Linked DNA regions of Homo sapiens: region 2 is linked to region 1. A link is an interaction called in ENCODE POLR2A ChIA-PET data of the cell type or tissue named here. Cell type or tissue: Panc1. All regions are shown on one strand. Links, peaks and the distances in the headings refer to the core of each region. The heading gives the core; the rest is flanking DNA.

Region 1 (5,963 bases), core at 1,487-3,986:
CTCACTAATCACTTTTAATGTCAACAGGACCCCAGATAATGTCTCACATTTGTAATAATTTTGTGCAGTTTTAGATAAAGATTTTAATGAATGTGAGAATTTTAAAGACTCACCAAAATATTTGTTAAAAAAACATTTAATCTCAGAAATATTTACTTAAGAAACAGCAATTTTCACATTCTTTATAAAGTACCCTTTGTGGAGTAGGAAGGAGTGAAACAGAATGAGATATGTCTCAATCTACTTGAAGAAAAAGTACAAGATAAATGTGAATGCCAAAATGCCCATCACTTTTCTGTTGGAGGCCCTGAAATGAGGGTGGTCTAATAAGTATTCAAAAAGCTACAATATAAATACTGACTGCATTCTTAAGATCTGGGTTTGTTTCAGCATCTTTGACTGGCATTCAAATACAAAGCTAAAAACCTTGATCATCAGGCAGTTGCACCACAAAATGTTTTAGTCACCCTATAAAAGTTACATTTCTTTAAGATAAGAGAGGAATTTCTGTAAAGGGGAAGGAAAGATATGAAAGAATTCACAATAAAAAATCATTAGTTCCTCCTAACCTAGTTTGACTGTCTAATAAAAGTATTCTATCTGTAACCTCTTGTCTTTTTACTCCAGTCTCAGTTCTTTGAGGTAAATAAAAGTAAAATCAAAGGTATTAAATATTTACATGTTAAAAAAATCTATCCAACTATAAAGAAAAAGCAATAGCTGCAATAGAAGAAATATGAATATAAATTAGCCAAAAATGTATACTGAACCAATTTGAGAAACTATTTTTCTTATTATTATAATAGAGGGCACTATATACAATTAATCACAATAACTCAAATATAACACTGTAGTTTTTTAGGTATAGGATAAAGATATTGAAAAATGTGATCTTAAAATGAGAAAAGAATGTCACTCTATTTTTTCTGTCAATGACTACTAAAAATTAATACACAAGGCATTATTAGACCATCTACATAGTAAATTTATATTAAAGCCATGATCATGACTCCACAATATTCTATTTACAAAAACAGTAAGGAGTAAATAGCTTTTTAAATTTTCTTTTTAAATTATGGTTAATCTAGGCTTATTCATTTCATCAGAAGTACAACAGGAATCATTCTAAAAATGTCCAATCTAAATTAAGAGACTGGGAAGCTCCCCTGACTCACTGCCACACTTTAGAAAGAGAATGCTCATGGTAGTGAAACAAAGTTCACATCCAATTACAGTTAGATTTATTGATTTACACCATTATCCCAAGCAGCTTCATCCCCAAATCGGTAACATTCTACAATGAACTGATTACGCCACCACAAAAAGTTAGGCAAAGGAACATAAGGAAAGCTTTAGACCTAAACTCTCCCAATTGGTACTTACTGCACTATCCACTATGCGCAAAATAAGGATAGGCCCTAGGGAAAGTCTCTGCCACAGTGGAACCAACAGCATAATTGTGGCCAAAAGATTTTTTTAAGCATTTCAAAAAAAGACACTCTAAATTTATTATTTTAGTTAAAAAGCATTCGATTTTTTTTTTTTTTTTTTTTTTTTTTTTTTTTTTTTTTTTTTTTTTGATACGGAGTCTCGCTCTGTCGCCCAGGCTGGAGTGCAGTGGCACGATCTTGGCTCACTGCAAGCTCTGCCTCCCGGGTTCATGCCATTCTCCTGCTTCAGCCTCCCGAGTAGCTGGGACTACAGGTGCCTGCCACCACGCCCGTCTAATTTTTTGTATTCTTAGTAGAGACAGAGTTACACCGTGTTAGCCAGGATGGTCTCGATATCCTGACATCGTGATCTGCCTGCCTCGGCCTCCCAGAGTGCCGGGATTACAGGCGTGAGCCACTGCGCCCAGCCAAAGCATTCGATTTTTGTGGCAACTCTCACATAACCTTAAAATTCTTAAAATGCCAACCAACATGAGCTCTGTTCTTAAAATTATCAATGAATCACTATCTCACTGTGAACACCAACCTCAAGAAGGCCTGCTTTTGTGGTCACCACTAACATGTCAGAATTTCCTTCATCTTCCATAGTAAGCAGCTCTTCAACTGGAGAAGAAGCTCGAAACTGGAAAGGTGTACTTGCTCCACGAATTTCACCCTTATGGGTAACGTAACAGAACTGATAAAATTCTCCATCATCATTTGGAAGGTAATATCCTAAGAGGAAGTTAACAAACAAAATTATTAAACTTCCTATTATAAAATTCATGTTATTTCAATTTAACAATACTTGCCATGTCTCATTCCCCACACTGTTCTTGACAAGAATCTGGGATATGTCCTTCCTCCTTTCGCAAATTATCAAAACTAGATTCTTCCTTCCTACTCAAAGTTAAATTTTTTCTTCTCTTAGGTTTAAGCTTATATTCCCAGAATATCCTTTCCCCTTGTATCTTCACTAGGGCAAAACCCACTCATTTAGGACAGGCAAGTATATACTTTACAATGGGAAAGAGGCTGGAGGAGGAGCAAGGGAAGAACCAATATAAAAGTCTACTGAGGACTGGGAGTGGGGGTGGGAATATGTCATTTAGAGAAATCTTCCCTCCAATTTGACATTCATTACATGTAAATAAGAGATATTAACTAAAGTAATATGCTGCACATGTGAACTATATGAAGGCAGAAAAGATGAGGTCTGCTAGTGCAGTATGGTAAAAATAAGCTTTAGGACCCAGTGCGGTGGCTCATGCCTGTAATCCCAGCACTTTGGAAGGCCAAGGTGGGCAGATTCGCTTGAGCCCACCTGGAGTTAGAGACCAGCCTGGCCAACATGGTGAAACCCTGTCACTACAAAAAATACAAAAATTTGCCAGGTGTGATGGCATGTACCTGCAGTCCCAGCTACTAGGGAGGCTGAAGCGGGAGGATCGCTTGAGCCCAGGAGGTCAAGACTGCAATGAACCATGATGGTGCCACTGCACTCCAGCCTGAGCGACAGAGTGAGACTCCGCCTCAAAAAAAAAAAAAAAAAAAAAAAACAGAGAGGAGAGGCAGACAATCTATAAGATAAGAGAAATTCTTGTGGCGCTTTAAAGCAAAGTAGCAGTCCACAAAAAGGAATTAAGAGAGGGGTGGAGCATGTCAAAAAAAAATACAGGAGCCCACTTGAAAAGCTCCAAATGGCTAAAGCTGAAACAATTTAAGTAACAAAAAAAATATGGTATTAGACTTTATTTCACAGAAGAAATTAATGATTCCATGGAGAAGAAGAAAATTCTTTCTAACGTAATGATCAACTAATAAATATACAAGTAATGAACTTCATTAGGCAAACACCACAATAATCGTAGGCAAGATGCACAGAGGGATACTAAAATTAGTGGCTGAAAATATGAGGAGAAACAAGATATTTCCACAGTCTCAAAGTAGCTCCCTCATAATATTCATTAATTACAAGGGAAAAAAATAATAACTTTATTTACAGTGGAGAAATCCAGAAGACACAATCTTAAACAAGCAATCAAGATTATTATAACCAGTAATAAGATGTATGGACATCACATACTCCCTGATAAAATGTACTGAGAAAGGTACAATACTGTTTCTATGGCATTCTTCCCAAAAATGCATAACTTCAATCTAATCATGAGAAAACATCGAGCAAAACCAAGATGAGAGACAAGCTACCAAAACAAACAACACCACAAAATGCTAACAGTACTTCACAAGAAAGTAAAGGTTATGAAAGATAAGGAGGAAACCAAGGAGACTAAGACAACATGACAATTAAATACAAAGAGGAATTAAAGACTGGATCTAAGAACAGAAAAAGAACAGTAATGGAAACACTGGTGAAATCTGAGTAAGGTTTGTACTTTAGTCAATAGTACTGTACCACTGTTAAACTATTGGTTTCTTAAATAAATGTACCATGGTCATGTAAGATGCTCACATGACACGAAGATGGGCAAAGGGCATACAGAAATTCTGTGTACTACTTTTGCAAGTTTTCTTTACATCTAAAATTACTTCAAAATACAAAGTTTAAATAAATATCATAGACATGTATCTGGCAACATACATTTTTAAAGATTTTAAAAATCCACCCTCCTAATAGCTACTAAAAACTTACTAATTCATACCAACTTCCAAATAGCCACTAGGCTTATTTAAAAGCTTAACTAGAAAACAAATATATAGCATAATTAATCAGCTCTGGCATCAAGACATTAGAAACTGTACAAACTAGGTATTCAAGGTCTGATTCTTTTTTTTTTTTTGAGACAGAGTCTCGCTCTGTCACCCAGGCTGGAGTGCAGTGGCCTGATCTCAGCTTACTGCAACCTCCACCTCCCTGCTTCAAGCAATTCCCCTGCGTCAGCCTCCCGAGTAGCTGGAATTACAGGCACACGCCATCACGCCCAGCGAATTCTTTTGTATTTTAGTGGAGACGGGGTTTCACCATGTTGGCAAGACTGGTCTTGAATTCCTATCCTCAGGTAATCCACCCGCCCCGGCCTCCCAAAGTGCTGGGATTACAGGTGTGAGCCACCGTGCCCGGCCTCAAGGTCTGATTCTTTAAAAAACAAAAACTTCACTAAAATAAACTGCTAAAAAATATGGTTCAAAACCATTTGAGATAGACATAATTATTCAGAGCTGCAATTTAAAGCTGCCTGGAAAAACTTGTCAGATGGATACTGAAAATAAAATGGGAAAAAGTGAAAACTAAATTTTCGAGTCAAATTTTACAGACTGTGCCTTTAGTATTCAACAAGATTATAATAAATAAATAAGGGTTCATTTAGGAAAACAATCACGTTTAGGTATTGTTAGATGTTTTGGGTTTTGCATTTCAGGATTCTCATTACTCATCCACAAAATGAGCAAAGTGATTTGCATTATGCTTGAAAGCCCTTCTATAACTCTAATATTCAATGACTAAGCTTTCCCTGACTTCCTTATATAACAAAAAAGTTCTAGGCACGGAGATGCTTTTATTTCTGAATTTCAAAATTCAAAATAAAAATGAACTGTTGAATTTTCAGAAACTTGTAAAACATATTGCATTTAGGCTTAGTGCCCATGAATTTTTGAGACAGGTTCTCACTCTGTCGCCAAGTCTGGAGTGAAGTGGTACAATCTCGGCTCACCGCAACCCCAGCCTCCTGGGCTCAAGTGATCCTCCCCACCTCAGCCTCTCAAGTAGCTGGGACTTTAGGTGTACACCACCATGCCTGGCTAATTTTGGGGGTATTTTTTGTAGAGATGAAGTTTTGCCAAATTGCCCAGGCTGGTCTCAAATTCCTGGGCTCATGCAATCCATCCTCCTTGGCCTCACAAAATGTTAACATTAGAAGTGTGAGCCACCATGTCTGGCCCAAAAATGTTTTTAAAGTATTAACAGAAATAAACTGGATGCTTTTCTCTACTTTTTAACCACTTTTAAACTTACTCCTAAGTCCCTAATAAACAAAAGCAATAGTCACTATAACAAATTGAATAAATTTTTTTCAACAGATGGAGTCTCACTATGTTGCCCACACTGGTCTCTTAACTCCTGGTCACAAGCCATCCACCTGCCTCAACCTCCCAAACAGCTGAGATTACAGGTGTGAGTCACCACTTAAAAAATAAGTTAACCTGGCAGTTAACTTATTTTTTAAGGGGAAACCAATCACAATAAAAATGACTAAAAATAAACCAACAGCTTTCAGGAAAGAAGTTTTAAATGTAACAAAACCGGTTCCAATACACACCTAAATTTTATTATCTAAAAAAGGCTATTAAAAGATAAACTACATATATAACTTACAACATTTCCTTATCCAAAAAACATCTATGAATACCTAAATCATTGCCCATATTTCACCACAAGTTTTATCCTCTGCATACTGGTTTCCTGGCACAGAACAGAAGGAAATTTCTTTATATATGCAAGTTCCATGAACTCACATTGCCAATTAATGTTTAGACCAAACATATGCAAAATTCAGAATAAAGTGAAAAAAA
Region 2 (5,963 bases), core at 2,278-4,777, 150 kb before region 1:
GTTCAAGGAATCAACAATATGTATTTACAGAAGGTATGTTTAAACAGAAACACACCTAAAACAAGGTCATGTATTAGTCCATTGAGGAAAATGTTGTGGCCAGAGGCTTGCAGGAACCTAACCTTGAATTTCCCCTAGGAGCAATGGTTCAGTATACACTAACTTGGTTTCAAAGAAACTTAGTACTATGAATAACAAGTATTCATATTAGTATAAATAATCCTATTTGAAGGAGAAAAAAAATTCCACTGATCCCTTTTACATTTTTTTTTTTTCTTTTCCCTGAACCATCACTGAAATGTTGGGTTTGAGACTTAGGCTGCAACTAATCCTTTAGGTGTAACTAATGTCCTTGTGGTATTTTATTATGAACTCCTTTTGGAGAGAGTCTAAGAATGATCAAGCCACTACTGACTTCACCAGAGAATTCCAGCTCACTAGGGTTTAGAGTGCATGGTGTAAGGCCCTCTGAGGCCTCCCATACCCACCCCTGTGCACACACACAATTTAAATTCTTTGAAGGAACAAGCAAAGTACAGGGATAAGAGATTTAAGGTCAAATCATTCTAAATATGAACTGAAATTTCAGTTGAATTCTACTTAATTTTTCAGAATCAAATCTTCTCTTGTAAGAACCCCAGTATTTACTGGATAGTATTTCACTGTTACCTTGAATAAGTCAATAAATCAGGTCCATCATGTTTCAAATTTAATAGCTGCCTTATTAACCAAAATGGAGTATTAATAATAAAGTCAATATATTTACTGCCCTTTTCAGTGGGATGATTTTCATTATTCATTACTCAATTACTTTTGCAGTAAAAAGAAATGAGTTATGATTTGTTTTGGATGAGCATGTTGTTAAATTAATGGCTTGTTTCAAATGTTTCAACCTAAATGTTGTAGTTGAAGAACATCAGTGAAACTTTGCACTTCACCTTATTCAGGATAATAAACCTGTTCTAATCAAAACATTAAAACTTGCTTCATTTTTAATTACTCTACAGCAATACCATATTGTTATATGATACCTGGAATATAACACTTTTTAAAAAGTGCTAGCGATCAAATTATGCACCTTGATTAATTAGGCAATAACCCATGAAAGATCTATTGTTACCAGTGAGTAAAGACTAGTTTGCTATTTAATGACCCAAGATGAAGTCAGGCTGAGCTAAGCTGAAAGAAGGCACTCGTTAACCACAGGAAGGATGAATTTTGCAAATTATAATTACCATATTAAATGGAATTTGGTGATTTATTACAGCCCCCTTTTGAAACATAGCATTATAAAGAATTCCTGCCTTCAGCAAGGCAGGAAGCTTGAGCTCCTCCCTGTTTATTTTATAATTACTCAATAAAATCCAGACAAAATTAGTTGTTACCAGTAATTAATGACCAGTTTAATAAAGAAGGGAGTCTAGCAGATGGTGATTATTTTTTTAATAGGGCCTGCTTGAAGGAATCATCCTCATAGTAAACTCTTAACAGTAATTTGTAGCTAAAATGGCTGGTGGTTGCCATCTTATTGGTTGCTGAGGCTGGGTCTAATCCTCGCCTAAGGGCTGGGGCTCATTTCTTCACCAGCTAAAATCCTTTACATAAAGTAAATGGCGCTCTGGTTACTGCCATGAATAAACTAGGTCCTATGAGCACACTAGAGGGAGGTTCTAGAACAGAGGAGCCCAGTGCATGGCTTGTGAAATCCAGAAGGCTGTTTCCTGTAGGGACATTGGGCATCAGATGGAGTCAAGGCTGAACCGATCTACTGTAGCATCCTGAGAGGCCCCTGTGTGGAAATGAAAGGTAACTGTTGCCCTGTGCTTCTGAAGAAGTGCTATATCTATATGGGAGATCTAGTAACAATTGCAAGGTAAATGTTGGCCACACAGCACTCTTGTCCTTGGCTGGTGAGCAGGAGTTTCCATTTTTAGTAAGGGATGTGAGGGCTACTTCCCTGGCAGTCCTGCTGAAGGCATGAGAAAATCAGAATGCAGTCAGGCAACAAAAGGTTGCCACAATTTATATAAACCTAAACAAAACAGAAGCTGGGGTTGACGAGCACACACAGTAGTTTTTAACATCCAGGACCAAAGTACAGCCCCCGGCCCAACCATACACAGTGGTCTTCTGCTTCGGGCCTCACGCTGTGCATAACATACTCCCCACAGTTGGCTTTAGAATTTTTTGTGCCCTCCCTCAGGTGCCTATTCCAGGCTGTTAGCAGCATTTGAAGAGCAGAGAACCTGTCCCCATCTCCATGTCCCCTCAGCCCACGTACAGGTACCTCCATAACTACTTGTGAAATGGAGTTACAGCATCTGAAAATATTAGGAGCAATTCCTTGCATTGTTGACTCAACTTTCCAGTTTACAAGTATTCAAAAATTTTCAACCCACATAGCAAACAGATAGCAGGCGGTTCTCTCCACATTTTGTTTCTCCTGCCCCTGTGCTCTGTCCCCAGATTTGTTCTCTCTCAGTTCTCCCGCCCCTCTTATTCATTCGATTTTACTGTGCTTTAAATCTTTATCCTGAAGAGCCACCTTACGTGCTTTCAGAACTTGTGGAAATAAAGAAACACATCAATGAAACCCCCATTTACAGATAAGAAAACTGAAGCTCAGAGAGGTTAAAAGCTTATCACAGGCATATAACTAGCACGTGGTAAAGCTGGATACAGGGCTTGCCTGCAGGTCCCACCTTTGCTTCTCTGCTAAGAGCCCCTGCTAGGTAACAACTCACTAAGAGTGAAAGAGAGAAATTAGACTTCAATTATAGTAAGAAGAAGGTAGGTCAGAAAGCAAATGGCCAAGGTATCTCACTGCCTGAATGCAAGAGAAATGAGGCATCTGCAAGGGCTCCCATAGGTGGGTTGGATTTTCTTCTTCTGGAGATGTTAATCAGTCAAGGAATAGAGGGTAAGAGCAAGCTTGACCCAGTGTGCTCTGACTCAGTGTGAAAGAGAGCAAGGGGTTTCCACTCCTCCTGCAGCTGTGCTGACCACTTAGCTCCGCAGCGCCCCTCCCACCAAGCTCTGTTCACGTGGGGTCTCTTTGTTCCCCACCCTCTTCCGCCCACAGACAGCGGAGATGAGACAGACCTAGAGAAGACCTCCCTTCTCGCTGTCCTACTTGTCCAAAAGGTATGGCCTTCTGGTTCTTTTGTTGTTTTTTTCTTCCTCCCTTTTCTTAACACATTGTATGGTTAGAAAATCTCAATCTGGCTACACACACACACACAAATATATATATATAATATATATAAATACATATATAATATGTAAACATAAATATCTATGTATATACATATATAAAAAATGTATATAAATTTTTTTTTAATGTATGCTGTTCTGTATTGACCTCCCTTTGGTCCCATAAGGCCTAATGAGGAGGCAGATTCTGGAGGCCCTCAGGAGGTGAATTAACTCTTTCAAAGACACTGGGGTAGCATTCAGTGAATTACCCACTAAGTAGCTCCCAGATATCCTGAAAGATACAATGTCTCCTCACAAATACCTCATGTTCTCCGAGGGAGCGATACGGACACAGAGAATGTGTGGTTAATTGCGTAAATGAGGCCAGAGTCAGCTGTATCATCAGCACCGTGAGTGGAAACAGTATCTGCCACCATCACGAGTGATGACAGGGGAAAGGGAGCTTTGTGTTGGCCGTCTCCAGTCTTTTCCCAGCTGTCATAGGCAACTCTGGCCTTCTGTTTGTGCACTTTCTGCATTTTAATTCCCAGAATTCCTCTTTTCCAAATTCTGCATTGTAGGGCCACATGCTCTGGGCCACATGTTCTGTAAATAGTCACCCAAGCCCCATTGTAAATTATATAGGGGGGAAAAAGTTGGAAATGTCTTAATTGGCTTTTCAGAACTCTAAATTTCAAGGTTTTTGTTTTAATTTTAACCTTAATCTTAACAGCCCATTCTAATAACCTTTCTCACTATTCCCTCTTCCTTCCTCCCTCTCTGCATCACCCACCTCCATTTATAGGGGTGGGTGAAAAATTTTCTTCTGAAGTCAGTGAGAGTTTCGGACTCCTATCGTTCGATAGGATGCAGAGTATGGAGGTAAACTAGCCCCAAGATTTTTCTCACCCTCTCCAAGAGAAAACCCAGTTTGGTCTCAGGTCTTACCCAAGTAAAATTCCTGCATTGTGAGCAGACTTTTCACTTCCAATAAGGAAAAGGAGTCGACTTTTTCTCTAGGTGTTTTTGGTTACACAGTAAGAAATACAAGGTCAGTTAACATCACAAAGAATCCCCCAGGCAACTGAAAGAAGTGTAAGTGAAAATTATTGTAAAGTACCCTTCACAGCGGGTACCAATGTTAGAGTTTTATTTCAGCAAATTGTTGGGATCCCATTATTTAGGAGGGTTTGTGAACAGATTGAAATGGAATTTGAGCTACTTATTGCATAAAAGCCACGTGATGCTTATGTCCTCTATTAACATTTTTCAGCTCCCAGTACACCCCCATTCTGAGCTGGAAGATATAAATGCTATGCCTTTGAGAGGACGTCTTTGCATAAAACACTCAAATAAATAAATGTACTTTTTCATTTCAGATCTTCACTCTTAAATAATGTTTGTACCCCAGATGTTCATCTAAAAACATAAAAATATTGTCTGAAAAAAATATATGAGACCCATTACTCAGTCTCTCCTCCTGCCATTTATACTGCAGGTATTCCCCAAGTTTCTCTTCTCAACCTTTGCCTCCTTTTCCCTGCTTGCTCCCTTAGTTTTCTCCTCTGGGTGGATGACTCCCAAATCTAGATCACTGACCTGTTTGTCCACATCCTTGAGTATCCCACCACCATTTCACACCCAGCGTATCCAGATGGAGCTCTTATCAGTTGTAACAGCACTGCTCAATAGGACTTTCTGTGATCGTGGAAATTTTATGTTTCTATTCAATATGGTAGCCCTTAGCCATATGTGGCTACTTAAATTAAGTAAAATTAAATAAAATTATAAATTTCATTCCTTGGCTGTACTAGCCACATTTCAGGTGTTCATAGCTTCATATGGCTAATGGCTACTGTATTGAACAACACAGACTTTTAGCATTTTGTAACTTTCCTATGGCATGATATTAGCTGTGGGTCCTTGGGCAAACTACCTGATGTCTCAAGGCTCAATTTTGTATCTGTAAATAGGACTGATAACCCCTTGCAAGCTGTTATGAGGATTAAATAAGGTAATAATGATAAAGCACGTAGCATATCACATACTAAAAAGACTTTAAAAGTCATAGATCTTTTGCCCTTATTCCTTCTTTAATATTAACATCCAGATATCCACCTGAAGCTTGGATAATGTGAATGCTCTCCAGAGCCATTTTAAGAAGGGGTTAGTTTGCACACCGTTGGGAACACCTAAAAACGCTATGGATTAAATCTGGCTTAAAGCTGTAGCTCTTCGGTGTTTGGTTGTTGGAAAAGTTCTGAGCAATTCTGTGCATCATGGTTAATATAAGAGTGCTCGGCAGGGTCTGACAAGATTCTCCTAGTTGGTTGGAATTATTTTAGTTAGGGTATTTGTCTCATTTCCCAGGGCACAATAACAGAAGGAAAATCTCCACGAGGCTAGCATCTGGTGCAGTAATGATTGAGAGGTAACCCCATCTGAAAATGCCCATTGCTTCAGTGGATACTTGGGGTGGGGGGAACAACCGCTTGGTTTGCATACACGAACTTGGTGAAAGAGGCTCCCTGGTCACCAAAAATGGCCCGGGTGTTGGGTGCAGAGGTGTCCAGGACCTTCAGTCACTCAAAAAGGAGCCCTCTGCTGTGGACCATTCCTGCATACGCAAGTAATGGGTTTTAAAGAGGGTTTGCCTGGTTTATATCCCGGCTGCAATCCATTAAAGCTTTAATTACACTAATTAGGGATTTGGGATAATCAGGTTGGCTGGCCTGAAATAGGGGCCTGTACTCTCTGAGAAAAGCTTT

Evidence for each region. Peaks named below come from ENCODE experiments on the same cell type or tissue, not always from the same donor. Only the 100,000 strongest peaks of a DNase experiment are listed, where the experiment ranks them.
Region 2: POLR2A ChIA-PET joins it to region 1 with 5 read pairs; 6 of 35 experiments call an interaction of 5 or more read pairs at or near these places.

What each region holds. Positions count from the first base shown.
Region 1 is chr7:27,762,036-27,767,998 of GRCh38, reverse strand. It overlaps TAX1BP1 (Tax1 binding protein 1), which reads right to left. Exons shown (of 17, transcript NM_006024.7): 4 at 1,978-2,165. Among named protein-coding and RNA genes, the nearest start is that of TAX1BP1-AS1, 24 kb to the right of the region's middle. In Panc1, for the core only: no CTCF peak of the experiment used is centred there; no DNase peak of the experiment used is centred there; H3K27ac peaks cover 461 bases.
Region 2 is chr7:27,910,573-27,916,535 of GRCh38, reverse strand. All of the region lies in intron 2 of JAZF1 (JAZF zinc finger 1), which reads left to right. Among named protein-coding and RNA genes, the nearest start is that of TAX1BP1-AS1, 170 kb to the right of the region's middle. In Panc1, for the core only: no CTCF peak of the experiment used is centred there; no DNase peak of the experiment used is centred there.